Linked DNA regions of Homo sapiens: region 2 is linked to region 1. A link is an interaction called in ENCODE POLR2A ChIA-PET data of the cell type or tissue named here. Cell type or tissue: B cell. All regions are shown on one strand. Each heading gives the region's core, and the rest is flanking DNA. Links, peaks and the distances in the headings are about the cores only.

Region 1 (4,000 bases), core at 1-4,000:
CGTATCATGGAGAATGGGGTGTCTTTCCCCTCAAGCATTTATATTTTGTGTTACAAACAATCCAATTATACTCTTCATTATTTTAAAATGTAAGAGCAGGACTGTTTATAATAGAAAAACAGAAACCCAGAAATAAATCGAATGACCATTGATTGAAAAATGGATAAATAAATTAGTATATATTCTGATAATGGAATATTTCCTATCAGTGAAAATGAATAAGCTATAGCTAAACCAACAAATTGAATGAAATTTAGTAAAAAACACAAAATGTTCAGTGAAAAATTAAGTCCCTGAAGATAACATATAATCCCTTTAAAATAAATTAAGTTAAAACCCAGGGAAAATTAAAGAATAAATTTAGGAATATGCATATATATATGGTGAAGCATCCCCTCCAAAACAGGAGAGAGAATGATAAACACGCCAGGGGACAGCAGCTCCTGCGGGGGCGGTGGGGGGCAATCCCAGGCAGCACAGGCTGCCAATCATGCTGCAGCTCCTGGTCCAGTTCTATGTTCAAAGATGCCCACTGCACTATAAATAAACCAATATGAAAGGGCCATGCCTGCGTTAGTGATGACAGTGTGTCATGAGTCAAGGGTCACGATGAATCCAAATTTGTACATCTGAATTTAAAATGACAGGGACACCTCACTAAGCAGGGAGCCCTCCTCCCAGCCTGTGAGGCCCAGACTGGTGTCTCCTGCTTAGGTGGTGTCAACTTCTCCCTTTCTTCCCCTCACTCCTGTGCTCTGGCCACCCCGCTTCTGTTCTTCTGAGCTTTATCACCATCTGGCATCATTTTATGCAAGTTGCTGGTCTCTTGTCCATTTTCTATGCTACAGACAGGCTCCGTGAGGGCAAAAACTTCGTGTGGTCCACGCCGAACAGTGCCTAGAACTATGCCTTTATCTCCAGGGGCTCAGTGAGTATTTACTGAATAAATATGAACGCCTTAGTAGCATATCTCATAAGCCAGTTTGACACTAGAGCTGGGACTTACCAAAAAGGCCAGCCTTCATCAGAACTCCAAGGGCACAAAGGAATTCTCAAAATGTACTCCACAGATTACCTGAGACTCAGCTGAGATGCCCAAGAAACACAGCAGTGAGAAAAGGGAGAGCTCCAGGACGCCACCGTCCTTCCCCTCACTCCCTGCTTCCCCTCTAGCCGTCCTGGCCTCCTGGGTTCCCCAGAGCTGCTGAATTGGAATTTCTGTACTGCCTGTCAAGAATGTGCATTTCCCACAAACTACGCTGGTGACTCTTAGTCCTTTTCAAGCCTGAGCACTATTGAACTCAGTGGAGAAATCAAGGCCCCAAATAATTAAGCAGTCTAGCAATTCAACAGTCTTTCCTACCTCAAAGAACTCGGGGTGGAGTACAATGAGATAATGTTAGTCTAAATGGTTGAAAACAAGATGTGTCATTCACAAGCAGGGTATGAATATGTTATGGAAATTGAAGGTTGGTTAAAATGTCGATTTAGAAAGACTGATAAATGAGTTTCATCCTTTGCAAATCAAATAACATCTAAATAAACATGATAAAATACCAATATATATTTTCAGTGTCATGGTTGAAGCTTTTTTCTTTTCTTACATTTTTCTACCTAATAGATCAGTCAAAAATTGTAAATTAATATTTTAAATGCCGAGAGAAGCCAGCAGCTTGTTCCAGTCTGATTCAGTTAAGCTCTTAAAATATTTTGACTGTTTGAAGAAAATTAATAATGGGATGTTAGGCGGTAGATTAACTGACACTAAATATCAACATAGCTAGATTTATTTTTGGATAACTGTGCTCATCTCTTCAAAGAACGGAAGCAAGATTTATTAAATCATGAGTTATTAATTTACACAATACCAAAACAGCCCCGAAACAGAGCAGACAGCACCACAATGTATTTAAAGATTATGCAAGAGGCTGCAAGTTTAGATTTGACATTAGCTAGGGCTTGGATTGTATAGGCTACAGTTGATTACCTAAGGCTTACAAGGACACGAGAAGTTAAGCCAGTAACTGTCTTGGCAATTTCAGAATCAAATCAGTCACAAGTGTCATTCCTTCTCCCCTGAGTAGCCAAAGAGCAGATCCCCATTTCTGCCAATATGGACAAACAGATACATATGAAAGTCAAAGATGCTTTTATTTCTGCCATTCATGTATTCATTCAGCAAATGCTGAGTGCCCATTTGTCCTTCCTCCCCTCCTCTCACCCCATCTCCTCTCCTAAGAGTGAACTCCCTGTGGGTTCACAATTGTGAAGGGGCCTCCAGCATGTGCTCCATATCAAACACAGTCCTCAGGCTAGGAGGTGACTACTCCTAAGGTTCTGATTGGCCCCGAAGCCCTGGTGCTTCCAGGCCAACAACAAAAAGCTGGTTTGGCTTTAGATAAGCCAAGCTGAAATATACAGAGGGCTCAAAAAGTGCCAATTTGGTAGTCTCCCCCTCCCTTTTCCCTTTTTATACTCTGAAGAAACTGTCGATGATGGACTGAGACTCCCAATTACAGACTGGACCTGCCACGAGGGACAAAGGCCAGGGTTGCTCCAGGCACGTCAGGAGCTTCTTGGCAGGGACTGCTTGGTGAAGGAGGAAGCCAAAATGGGATCACCAAAACCTGCCTTTTGTCCATAAATTGCCTGAAGTCCAATGACTTCATGCTGTTTTCCCATGCATATGCACAAACAACCCCCAAGCCCTCTACACTCATATACCAAAAGCAGATGAGATTTAGAACAACAACAAAATCAGTGGAATGTGTTACTGTAGAACCAAGGCTGTTTAACAGGAGCCGCTCTGGACACCCATGTGGGCACTGCAACATCAGGTTTCACAACTCAGGTGGCTCTTAGGAAAATGCCGTCTTTCCCTACTGATCACAACACCTCCCTGCTCCTCCAGAGAGGAGTCTGCACTGGCTCTGTGGCTTGGGCTAACACTTAAAAATGTATCCTGAGGTGGGTGGAGCAAGATGGCCAGACAGAAGCCTCCCCCGACCATCCCCCCTGCAGGAACACCAATTTTTAACAACTACACACAAAAAAGCACCATAATAAGAATGAAAAATCAGGTAAGCAATCACAGTATCTTGTTTTAACTTTATTTCACTGAAAGAGGCATTGAAAAGAGGAGGAAAGACAGTCTTGAGTGACACCACTCCTCCTCCTTCCTCCAGCAGCTGCTAAATGGCCTGGAGAGGATCTGCACACTTGGGTGAGGGAGAGCACAGCGACTGGGGGACTTGCCATTGAACTCAGTGCTGCCCTGACACAGTGGAGAGTAAAGCCATGCTGGGCTCAGCTGATGCCATATCCACAGAGGGAGTATTTGGACCAGTTCTGGCCAGAGAGAAATCACCCACCCCAGTGTGGGAACTTGAGTTTCTCAGCAAGCCTTGCCAGCGTGTGCTAAAGTGTTCTGGGGTTCTAGGTAAACTTGAAAGGCAGTCTAGACCACAAGGACTACAATTCCTAAGCAAGTTCTAGTGCTGGGCTGGGCTTATAGCCAGTGGACTAGGGCGGCATGTGACCCAGGGAGACAGTAGCCTGGGTGGCTAAGGGAGTGCTTGCGCCACCCTTCCCCCAATTCTAGGCACCACAGTTTACAGCAATGAAAGTGACCCTTCCTTCTTCTTGAGGACAGGAGAGCGAAGAGTAAAGAGGACTTCGTCTTGCATCTTGGACATCAGCTCAGCCACAACAGGATAGGGCACCAGGCAGTCGTGAGGCACCCATTCTAGGCCCTAGCTCCCAAATGATATTTCTCGACACCTTGGGCCAGAAGGGAATCTGCTCCCTTGAAGGGATGGACCTAGTCCTGGCAGGATCCATCACCTGCTGACCAAAGGGCCCTTGGGCCCGGAATAACCAACAGTGACACCCAGGTGGTATGCCGTGGGCCTTGGGTGAGACTCTGAGACGTGCTGGCTTCAAGTGAGATCCAGCACATTCCCAGCCGTGGTGGTTCTGGGGAGAGACTCCTTCTGCTGGA
Region 2 (11,195 bases), core at 3,289-7,288, 350 kb after region 1:
ATAAAAGAGCAACAATGACAGTAACTCACCCAATTGAACCTTGGATGCTATTTGCTCTGACACACGTAACAATAACACAATCCTTCTGCCGACCCTGGAATGCATCCACAGTGTCTACTTCTGCTGGTCTATTTACAAAAGAGAAACATATTTACTGGAAAAAGGAAGATAATTATTAAGTATACATATTTATAAACTAGTTTTTTGGTTTTTTTTTTTTGAGACGGAGTCTCACTCTGTCGCCCAGGCTGGAGTGCAGTGGCGCGATCTCAGTTCACTGCAAGCTCTGCCTCCCGGGTTCACGCCATTCTCCTGCCTCAGCCTCCTGAGTAGCTGGGACTACAGGTGCCCGCCACCATGCCCAGCTAATTTTTTGTATTTTTAGTAGAGACTGGGTTTCACTGTGGTCTCCATCTCCTGACCTCATGATCCGCCCGCCTCGGCCTCCCAAAGTGCTGGGATTACAGGCGTGAGCCACCGCGTCCGGCTTAGTTTTTTGGTTTTTGACAGTCTAGCCTCACTCTTGTCCAGGCTGGAGTGCACCAGCATATTCATAGCTCACAGTAACTTGAACACCTGAGCTCCGTCTCAGCCTCCTAAGTGGCTAGGACTACAGGCATGGACCACCACCCTAATTTTTCCATGTTTTGTAGAGATGGGGTCTTGCCATGTTGCCCAGGCTGGTCTCAAACCCCTGGCCCCAAGCAATCCTTCCACCTCACCCACCCAAAATGTTAGGATTATAGATGTGAGCCACCATGCCTGGCCTTACAGTCTTTATTTTTAAAGAAACTTAAAAAAAAAAAGAGAGAGAGAGAGAGACAGAGTCTCACTGCGTTGCCCAGGCTGGACTCAAACTTCTGGGGCTCAAGCAATCCTCCTTGCCTCAGCCTCCCAAGGAGATGCATGCACCACCATGCTCGGCTGCTAAGACATTTTAAAAACATTTTCTTGGAGGTTAGCCTGAATTTCCTCCTCTCTCCATTCCCTGGCAACCACTAATACACTTCCTGTCTCTACAGATTTTCTTATACTGTGAGTTTCACATAAATGGAATTACAAAATGTGATTATTTGTGACTGTTCCCTTAGCATAACATTTCCAAAGTTCATCCATGTTGTAGCATGTAACAGAACTTCATCCCTTTCTTCATTAATATTTCATTGTACCACATAGTACAAGTTATTTACTTAGTGTTAAGGTGGCAGCGCTCCCCAAATTGATCTACAGATGTAATCCAACTGCCTTTTTTACAGAAATGGTCACGCTGATACTAAGTCTTTGGCTGGGCATGGTAGCTCATGTCTGTAATCCAAGCACTTTGGGAAGACTGTGTGAACTCAGGAGTTTGAGAACAGCCTGGGCAACTTAGGAAGACCTTGTCTCTACTAAAAATGAAAAAACACACAAAAAATGCAAAAAACAACACAACACTAAGTCTTCCAGTCCATGAAAACAGGATGTCTTCACATTTATTTAGGTGGTTTTTTTTTTGTTTTGAGATGGAATTTCGCTCTCGTCGCCCAGGCTGGAGTGCAATGGAGTGATCTCAGCTCACTGCAACCTCTGCTTCCCGGGTTCAAGTGATTCTCCTGCCTCACCCTCCAGAGTAGTTGGGATTACAGGCGTGTGCCACCATGCCCAACTGATTTTTGTATAATTAGTAGAGACAAGATTTTACCATGTTGGCCAGGCTGGTCTTGAACTCCTGACCTCAGGTGATCCACCCACCTGGGCCTCCCAAAGTGCTGGGATTACAGGCATGAGCCACTGCACCCGGCCTATTTAGGTGTTCTTTAATTCCTTTCAACAACGTTTTGCAGTTTTCAGCGTACAAGTCTTATACTTCTTTGGTTCTATTTATTCCGAAGTGTTTTATTCTTTTTGATGCTATTGTAAATGGAATTGTTTCAACTTCCTTTTCAGATTGTTCATTGCTAGTTGCATCAAAATATAATCAACTTTCACATATTAATCTTGTATCCTGCTAAGCTTATTATCTCTAATAGTGCCTTTGAATGGCTTTGTTAGGGTTTCTAGAAATAAGATCATGCCACCTATGAAGAGAGAGTTTTACTTTTTTCTTTCCAGTAAAGATGCTTTTTATTTATTTTCCTTACTTAACTGCTCTGGCTAAAACCTCTAGTACAATGTTGAAAAAAAGCATTAAGAGTTTCAAACATCTCTCCTGATCTTAGAGGAAAGGCTTTCATTCTTACCATGAAGTATAACGTTAGCTATGAGTTTTTTGTAAATGCCTTTTATTAATAAAAAAAGTTCCTTTGTATTCTTTTTTTTTTTTTAAATCATCAAAGCATTTTGGGTTCCGTGCAACTTTTTTTTGTATCTACTGAGCTGATTATGTGGGTCTCCTCATTCTTCTAATATGGTATATCATATTGATTTTCATATGTTGAAGCAATCTTGCATTCCTGGGATAAATCCCACTTGGTCTTGATGTATAAATCCTTGTAATAACCTGCTGAATTCAGTTTGTCACTATTTTGTTGAGGATTTTTGTATCTAGTCATAAAGGATTTGGATCTGTAGTTTTCTTGTGATACTTTCCCTTGGCTTTGGTATCAGTGTAATACTGGCTTCAAAAAATGAATCTGAGTGTTCTATTTATTGGAAGCATGTGAGAATGACTTGTGTTCATTCTTCTTTTAATATTTGATAGAATTCACCAGCTTAGCTTGGTTCTGGGCTTTTCATTATTGGGAAATGTTTCATTATTTGTTATAAAGGTCTGATTTTTTCTTTTTTTTTTTTTTTTGAGATGGAGTCTCGCTCTGTCACCCAGGCTGGAGTGATGCAGTGGGGCAATCTCAGCTCACTGCAGCCTCCGCCTCCTGGGTTCAAGCGATTTACCTACCTCAGCCTTCCGAGTAGCAGGGACTACGGGAGCGCGCCACCACGCCTGGCTAATTTTTGTATTTTTTTTCAGTAGAGATGGGGTTTCACCATGTTGCCCAGGCTGGTCTCAACCTCCTGACCTCAGGTGATCTGCCCGCCTCAGCCTCCCAAAGTGCTGGGATTACAGGTGTGAGCCACCACACCCAGCCTACAGGTCTGATTTTCTATTGTTTTCTAGATTCGATTTTGGTAGTCTGTGTGCTTCTAAGTTAAGATGATTTTAAGGTTATGGATCTCCAATATTTAATCTTTAATTTTACTGCTGAGGTAAGAAGGAAACAAAAACATGATTTTCATTCTATACATAAAGGCAATACAAGGGTTAAATCATTTATTTAAAGTGAAATGTTACTTTTAGTCTTGCTAGAACAAGAATTCAGATGAACAAGTCATGGAACTAAAAGGTAAAGACCTGGCAAGTTTCTTAGTCAATTCCACTGCCAAGGAGAATGTTGACATTCCAACTGCCAGGAAGTAACCTGTCTACCCAGGAGCCACACAGCACAAGTCTATGAAAGCCAGCAGCATCCCAGCTTCCTCGTGCCGTATCACCAATTTGCACAGACCACTCCTTAAGAGTTTCCCTTTTCTTCTTTCCTTCTATATCCTCTCATTCTAATTCAACAAGAAAATTGGAAATATTTATAAAAATGCCTCACCCTTTTCTATCGAACTCTTTGTCCAAATCCTTCTGAATCATCGTCTTCTGGGCCTTGTAATGAGTTATTATGCCAATGTTTCGAAAACTAACATCCTTTCTTTTGTCTTTAATAAGCTTAATTATTTCCATCACCAGTTTTATTTCTTGAACATTTATATATGAGCTAAACAAGATGGAAAAAGAAAACACAGTGTTATCAAAACTAATAGCAGGCTAATTGCTAACTTAAGTTCCACTGAGTTTGTTTCCCATTATAGTAAAGGGCAGGCAGATAGGCTTCATCTTTTATTCAGCTAGCAGTGACTCCAAGAGGCTGTTACAATGACCATTAATATGGTATATATGAATAAATGTGAAAATACTATGGTAAATATGAATACATGTGAAATGCCCAGTGAAAAATGAAGTTGTAGAGAGAAAAGAGTTTGAAATCAACTGAAGTTTAGGCACCACTTTCTTCATCTGTTGAAACAGGGAGAGCAGTATTAAGAACAGCAGTATTAATAAGAACAAAGATGTGAATAAGAGATAGCTAACATGAATTAAGGATTAACTATCTTCCGAACACTGAGAAAATGCTTTACATGTATGATCTTCCTTGTCCCTCACCACTGGCTGCATACAACACACACCACACAACCGAGCAGCTGCCATCCACACAGACTCAATGTGAAGGATGTGTCCCACTTGACCCCAGTTGAACAACATGGGGCCCTGGAGCAGGTTCATGTCCTCTTTGTAGTCCTCAGCAGCCTCATATCCTGCACTCTCAACCCCTCCTGAAAACACATGCTCCCTCATGACCATACCGGACCCAAAATGCACCAAGACCAGGGGATGCACTGCCCCATCCCTTGATTCCTGAGGCTACCTTACCCGCCTTGCTTTACGAGCCTTAAATACCCATTCTCCTAACTTTGAGACTTACTAAATGGACAACCCAATCAGCTAGCGATCTCTTCCATCCCTGAAATCCTCATGATGCTCTGCGGCTTAACTCGCAATCCTCTGCTCTCCTCCAAGAGGCCTCATTAAAACCTTTAGGCTGCAGTCCCTCCAGCACTACAATCCCATGGCCAACAACTCCTCTGTATGTGTAACCTCTTCAATGAGTGTTCCCTACTTCCACCTCTGTATCTTATCTAACGCCTGATTCTCGCCTGAGGACGCCACCTGCTCTGCAGCCATCCCATGATGTAGAAGTGGGATTTGTGTTTCCTCCTACTTCATGACAGAGTGGCACTTGTATCCGTGCCAACAAATGCTGCCCCTAGACCATTCCTCCCCTACTCTCTCACAAGAATCCCCAGCTCCTCTGACATTGCTGCTTCTAGCAACACCACTCCTCTTTGCTGTCATATACAGACCACCTGAACACATGCCCTTATTCACAACCCAATACCATCCAACCTCTGTCACTACTTCCTTCCTCCCTTTCACATTTTCATTCAACTGAATTTATACTTAGCCTTCACAGTACTTAACCCAACTGGAATAACTGCTTACCCAGGTGATGACCTGCTGAAGGCCTGTCTTCCCATGAGACCACCATCTTGCAATGGGCACGTCTGTTTCCCTCACTGCTGTGAGCTCAACAAGTATCTACTCAAGCACTTGCTTATGACATTAGGTAATATTATCCCCATTATACAGAAAAAAGAAGCATCAACTTAAGTGAACATGACTGTGCCCTGACACTAGGCAGAGAGATGTGTATAGGAAATGTATTTAACAGAAATATGAATGCAAATCATGTAACAATTCTGGGACTATCAGAGGACTGAGGCAAGAGGAAAACATACTCATTATCCCGTCTTTCTGAACCATCTCCAACATCAAACACAAGGTATGGCTGAAATGGCCAATCTGATGAACATCGAATGGCTTCTGTCTGTCTGTAAAAAAAAAAAAGCAGTCAACATTCAGAATAAAGTCAAGATTTAAGAAAATATCTTGGTATTACTACAATTTTTTCTGTGTGGTGATGTGGGCTGGGGCAAGTAAGGGGATAGCAGGAATATTCTTTTCTAGACGTGTATTAGTGAAAGGTACAAAACAAATTCTATTTCTTTCCTGGTGCTGGGAGAGGTGTCTATATCATTAAAATATAACAAGTATGATTGGAAAGACACTCATAATAGAGTAAGCCACAGAATACTATGTTAAGTATGGTCCCACATTTTTCCTTCAAAAATTTAAAAAGTAAAAAAAGATATGCATAGTAAAAGGACTGAAACTTGGCCAGGTGCGGTGACTCTCGCCTGTAATCCCAGCACTTTGGGAGACCAAGGCGGGTGGATTGCTTGAGCTCAGGAGTTCGAAAGCAGCCTGGGCAACATAGCGAAACCCCGTTTCTACAAAAAGAAAAATACAAAAATTAGCCAGGCATGGTGGTGACTGAGTGTAGTCCCAGCTACTCAGGAGGCTGAGGCAGGTGGATTGATTGAGCCTGGGAGGTCGAAGCTGCAGTGAGCCAGGACTGTGTGCCACTGCACTCATCCTGTGTGAGTGACAGAATGAGACCCTGTCTTCAAAAAAAAAAAAAAAAAAAAAAAGGACTGCTGAAAGTGGATATACCAAAATGTTACCAGTGATTATTTCTGGGTAGTATAAATATAGGTGACTTTTTCCCCTTTTCTTTTTTATGTGCTTTGCTGTATTCAACATGATGGCTATTATAACAGGACAAAATTATTAACCCTTCATGATTTATGCTTTTTATGACAAGACCTAAGACGACAGTAAAATGTCTATTCTTCATAAGTAGCTAAACTACAACAAAATAAGGTCACAAACAATAAGGGGAACTCACCTATTTGTTTTTAAGTTTCTGTTATAAACATAATTAGAAGGGAAGAGGCATATGTCTGGATGCATCCTGTACTGAACAGTGAGCTGTAGAATGGGCAGCCTGCTGATCATGTTGTGTTCTACATTCTCTTCCAGCAGTCTGCAGAAGCGAGCCATCATTGACTGGTCGTAGCCATACTCCTGTGCTTTCTGTGAGGGGCAAAATAAAGCAACAGTTTCCAAGAATTCATTTATATCTTTCCCACTATTATAAACACAATTACTGAGATCTAATACGTATATGGCAACGTTCAGGTAGCATAAGATTACCAACCACAGCTTCAGAGAAAAAAGGTGTTTCTGACTCTGAGCCTCAAAATGCCATGAATCTTTTTTTTTTTTTTTTTTTTTTTTTTTTTTTTTTGGAGACACAGTCTCGCTCTGTCACCCAGGCTGGAGTGCAGTGGCGTGATCTCAGCTCACTGCATCCTTCACCTCCCAGGTTCAAGCGATTCTCATGTCTCTGGCCTCCTGAGTAGCTGGGATAACAGGAATGAGCCACCACACCTGGCCAAAATGCCATGAATCTTGAATATATGTGGAGGTCTTTTCTACTCATATACTGCTAATGAAAGAGATATGATCTTGTGAAAGACAACTGATGCTATTTTGATGCTACAAGACGCCACCCAAAAAAACCAGTAATAAAGGAAATGTAACACAGATTTTAACAATTATTTCTGGGGGTACACCCTCACAGACAGACATATTGAATGCCACTGTAAACAAGCCTTTTGAAGACAAAATTCTTCATTCATCCATCTAATATGTACTAAGCATCTATAATTTGAAGTGCTAAGACCACTAGAGTGAATAAGATGAAGTCTCACAGGACTTAATTTCCAGTGAAGGAAACAGACTCGACTTATGTGTTGACCATCCCTAATCCAAAAATCCAAAATACTCCAATGAGCATATCCTTCGAGCGTGAACTTTAAGCATAAAGTCAGCACTTGGGAAGTTTCAGATGGTGAAGCATTTCAAATTTTTGAATTAGGAACGCCGAAGCTGTGCTAAATGGATTTCACAAACCAAATAATGGGTTATATTCTGCAATCTGAAAAACAGTGACCTAAGTGACAAGTGGGATAAACTGTCTTGATGTTACCACAGTTGTGCCTTGGGATCTACTTTCCGATGGCAGCAACACAGAAAGTTTCAAAAAGGGGAGGGGGAGGGATAGCATTAGGAGATACACCTAATGTAAATGACGAGTTAATGGGTGCAGCACACCAACATGGCACATGTATACATATGTAACAAACCTGCATGTTGTGAACATGTACCCTAGAACTTAAAGTATAATTAAAAAAGAAAAGTTTCAAAAAGTACTTTATCTTAAATAACCCTGAAGTAAAAATGTGCTGAAAACTTCACTAAGATGATGGAATCTTCATGAGTGATGTGAAAGATACTGGCACTGAAGACGTGCAAAGCCTGAATAAACTTGTTTCACAAACTATGGGAGTGGAAGAAAGGCATTACTTCTTAACCTATTTATATGTGTGATTTTAAACAGGTTTGTGAAAGCATAAAATAATTATTAATAGATACATGCCAATTTTCCCTAAATCCTCAAAAGTTTATCTGCGTTAGCTCACAAAACCTAATTTTTAATCTTTTCTTTGGGGAAACAGAAAAGGAAGTTATGTAAGGTAACGCATCTACCTCCAGACAAAACCTTAGTCCATTCTACAAATGACATAGATTTATTAATATATATTCTGACATGGGAGGATGTCCCTGATTTACTGATTGAAAAAAAAACCAATTCTGCACAGAATGATTTTGCCACCTTTAAACAAAACCAAACCCACGTACATATACACATAAACATATACATGTATACAAACCATATACCACTTTTTAGTAACTGACTCACTGTTAACCCCTAGAATACAAACACCATAAGGGCAGGGATTTTGTCTGTTTTCTTCACTGTCATAACCCCAGCCCCTAAACAGTGCCTGAATTATGGTGGCACTCAATATATACATACTGAAAAAGACGAATAAACACACAAATGCCTAGCAATATCTGTTAAAAATACTCACTTTCACTGTAATTACCACTAGAAACAGGTGGTCAAAAAAGGCACCTTATGGAAATGAACTTTGTAATTATTTTCTCAAAATAGCCTGTTTTATTTGTACAACAATTTAAACAGCACAAATGGATTTTTTTTTTCTAATTTTTGTTGTTTTTATCAATCATTGAAGTAGGCAGTAAAGTTGAGGCCCATTAACAATCTCTCTTTTCACTATATGCCAAGGCCCTTCAATGAAATCCTGCATCATTTAAAGAAATGGGATACAGAATTTGCTCTTCATTATTCTCCGTGAACAAAGTTACCTGCAGCAGTTCTTCCCTACACACACGGGTTTTCACTGGGTGACGGGTGTGCTTCTGGGCCACACTCTAACATGATCATGTACCTGCGCTCAAATGTCATACAAAGAACTGCACTATCATTCTGAATAATTCCGAAATCAAAAACCACTAACGATAACCACCTGCATTCATTCCAAGCTTCAACAAAAATGCTTTGAAAATGATCTGTTCTCTAGGATTATTTATGAAGCCACTGCTCAATTATCTGTATAAATAATCTATGTTATTAGTAAAAAATACACATTTCATTAAATTTCAAAACCTCTTCAGATTACTTCAAAACATCTACTGGATCCTGATTCTAATGTGCATTTCCAGGAGAATCTTTCATGAGATTAAAAAAAACCAACAGAGAAGAGTAGACTACAGTCTGGTTCTTCTCTTCCCAAAGTCAGAGCTTGTAATTGAGTCTTTTTTTCCCCTGTACCTTCACTTTCAGATGATGTGAAGGGCACAGACATGTTCTTGTATTAACACTAGAATACCAAATTCTAAAAATGGAAATGTACTCCAAAATTAATTTAACTTCATGTTTTCCTCAATTTGTACATATTTAAACAAAAATGAGGAGGGTAGGATTCTTCTCTTTATTTCTGAAGTTTTTCTTTTATTATTGTTTTGGTGTTTGTATGATTAAAATAAATCAGATTCAGCTCTTAAGAGACTTAAAAAAGGCAGACATGCACACTGCCTTTCCCAAAGCTTGGTTTCCATGGCACGTCATCCATCTAGGCTTCCAAGTCCCTGCCACACTGCTTCTGCCACACATACACAGAAGAACAACTATGACCAAATGGACATTTTTAGGCATTTTTTAAAATTTATTAAGTGCTTCTCTTTTCTTAGTTACTGCTTACTTTTCCCTCCAAATTAAGAGGCCAATCCAAGAAAGATGTCTCTCCCTCCTGAAAACAAAAATTTTAAAAAGCCCCTTCCATTTTAAAGCAATCTGAACATAAAAAACTTACCATAGAGATGACTGTCGGAGGGAGCTGCTTAGGATCTCCTACTAGGATGAGCTTATTGCAGCGATGGATGAGTGGAGTAAGAGTCTCAATTTCACAAGACTGTCCAGCCTTGGTAAGATACAGAAGAGAGAGGCAGTCTTAACAATCTTTGCTATTTATCCATATAGTTTATCTGATTAAAGTTCTAACCATTCAGAAAAGTATCACACTTCTCCTGCACCAAATATCAAAAATACAAATTTTCCCTGAAAACAAAAAAACAAAACAAAACCAACAAAATAAACCCTCCAGGCTGTGTGCAGTGGCTAACACACGTAATGCCAGCACTTTGGGAGGCCGAGGTGGGTGGATCACCTGAGGTCCGGAGTTCAAGACCAGCCTGGCCAACATGGCGCAACCAAAAAAATTAGCTGGGCGTGGTGGCAAGTGCCTGTAATCCCAGCTACTTGGGAGGCTGAGGCAGGAGAACTGCTTGAACCCAGGAGGCAGAGGTTGCAGTGAGCCGAGATCACATCACTGCACTCCGGTCTGGGTGAGTGCAGACTCCGTCTCTAAAAAAAAAAAAAAAAAAAGCAAGACTCCGTCTCAAAAAAAACAATAAATAAATAAAAAGTAAACTCTCCAAACATGTCTAAAAAAAAAATCAAACTTGTATTTTTGAAGTCAGCCACCAACGGGGCCACTACCACTTGGGAACCAGCCGTAAGTTCAGAAGGCCATGCACATCCTAGATGCGTGCTTTTTGTTCCTGCTGGGCATGAGCCTGAAAAATTTTTCTCCTTTAAAGTCCTTTTAAAACTTTATTTTAAATTTTTTATTTATTTTTTAACTTATTTTTTTTTTTTTTGAGAGAGAGAGTCTCACTCTGTCACCCAGGCTGGAGGGCAATGACATGATCGTTGTTCACCGCCTCCCGGGCTCAAGCAATCCTCCCACCTCAGCCTCCCGAATAACTGGAATGACAGGCACACACCATCAACTCCTGGCTCATTTTTGTCTTTTTAGTAGAGACAAGGTTTCACCATGTTGCCCAGGTTGGTCTCAAACTCCTGGGCTCAAGCGATCCACCCTCCTCAGTCTCCCAAAGTGCCAGGATTACAGGTGTGCACCACCATGCCCAGGCCCTTTTCAAAACTTTGTATTTGAGGTTCAGAAATCACATTAGGAGCGTCCATGAGTGTGTTTCCCCATATCTTTCTTCCTTGTTCCTCAGCATGCCTCTTTGATGACAAGACTCAAATTTCTCTTAAATTCAATGACATTTTCTTCAACTATTTAATCATTTCCACTTTTTGTCCTTTCCTTCTGGTGAAAACTGGATCTTGGGTCTCCTGATCACTCAATTCTCTGGTATCTCCTGCTCCATCTCTTTTGTCTTCTGACTCTACGTTCTGACAAACAGTACGTAC

Evidence for each region. ChIA-PET counts read pairs that join two places held together with the same protein. Peaks named below come from ENCODE experiments on the same cell type or tissue, not always from the same donor. Only the 100,000 strongest peaks of a DNase experiment are listed, where the experiment ranks them.
Region 2: POLR2A ChIA-PET joins it to region 1 with 5 read pairs; 2 of 35 experiments call an interaction of 5 or more read pairs at or near these places.

Annotation. Positions count from the first base shown.
Region 1 is chr9:131,925,331-131,929,330 of GRCh38, forward strand. The region is part of intron 4 of MED27 (mediator complex subunit 27); the gene reads right to left. Among named protein-coding and RNA genes, the nearest start is that of MED27, 150 kb to the right of the region's middle. In B cell, for the core only: no CTCF peak of the experiment used is centred there; no DNase peak of the experiment used is centred there.
Region 2 is chr9:132,271,681-132,282,875 of GRCh38, forward strand. SETX (senataxin) reads right to left here. Exons shown (of 26, transcript NM_015046.7): 20 at 9,787-9,894; 21 at 6,390-6,577; 22 at 5,380-5,472; 23 at 3,576-3,740; 24 at 30-128. Among named protein-coding and RNA genes, the nearest start is that of SETX, 78 kb to the right of the region's middle. In B cell, for the core only: no CTCF peak of the experiment used is centred there; no DNase peak of the experiment used is centred there; H3K27ac peaks cover 747 bases.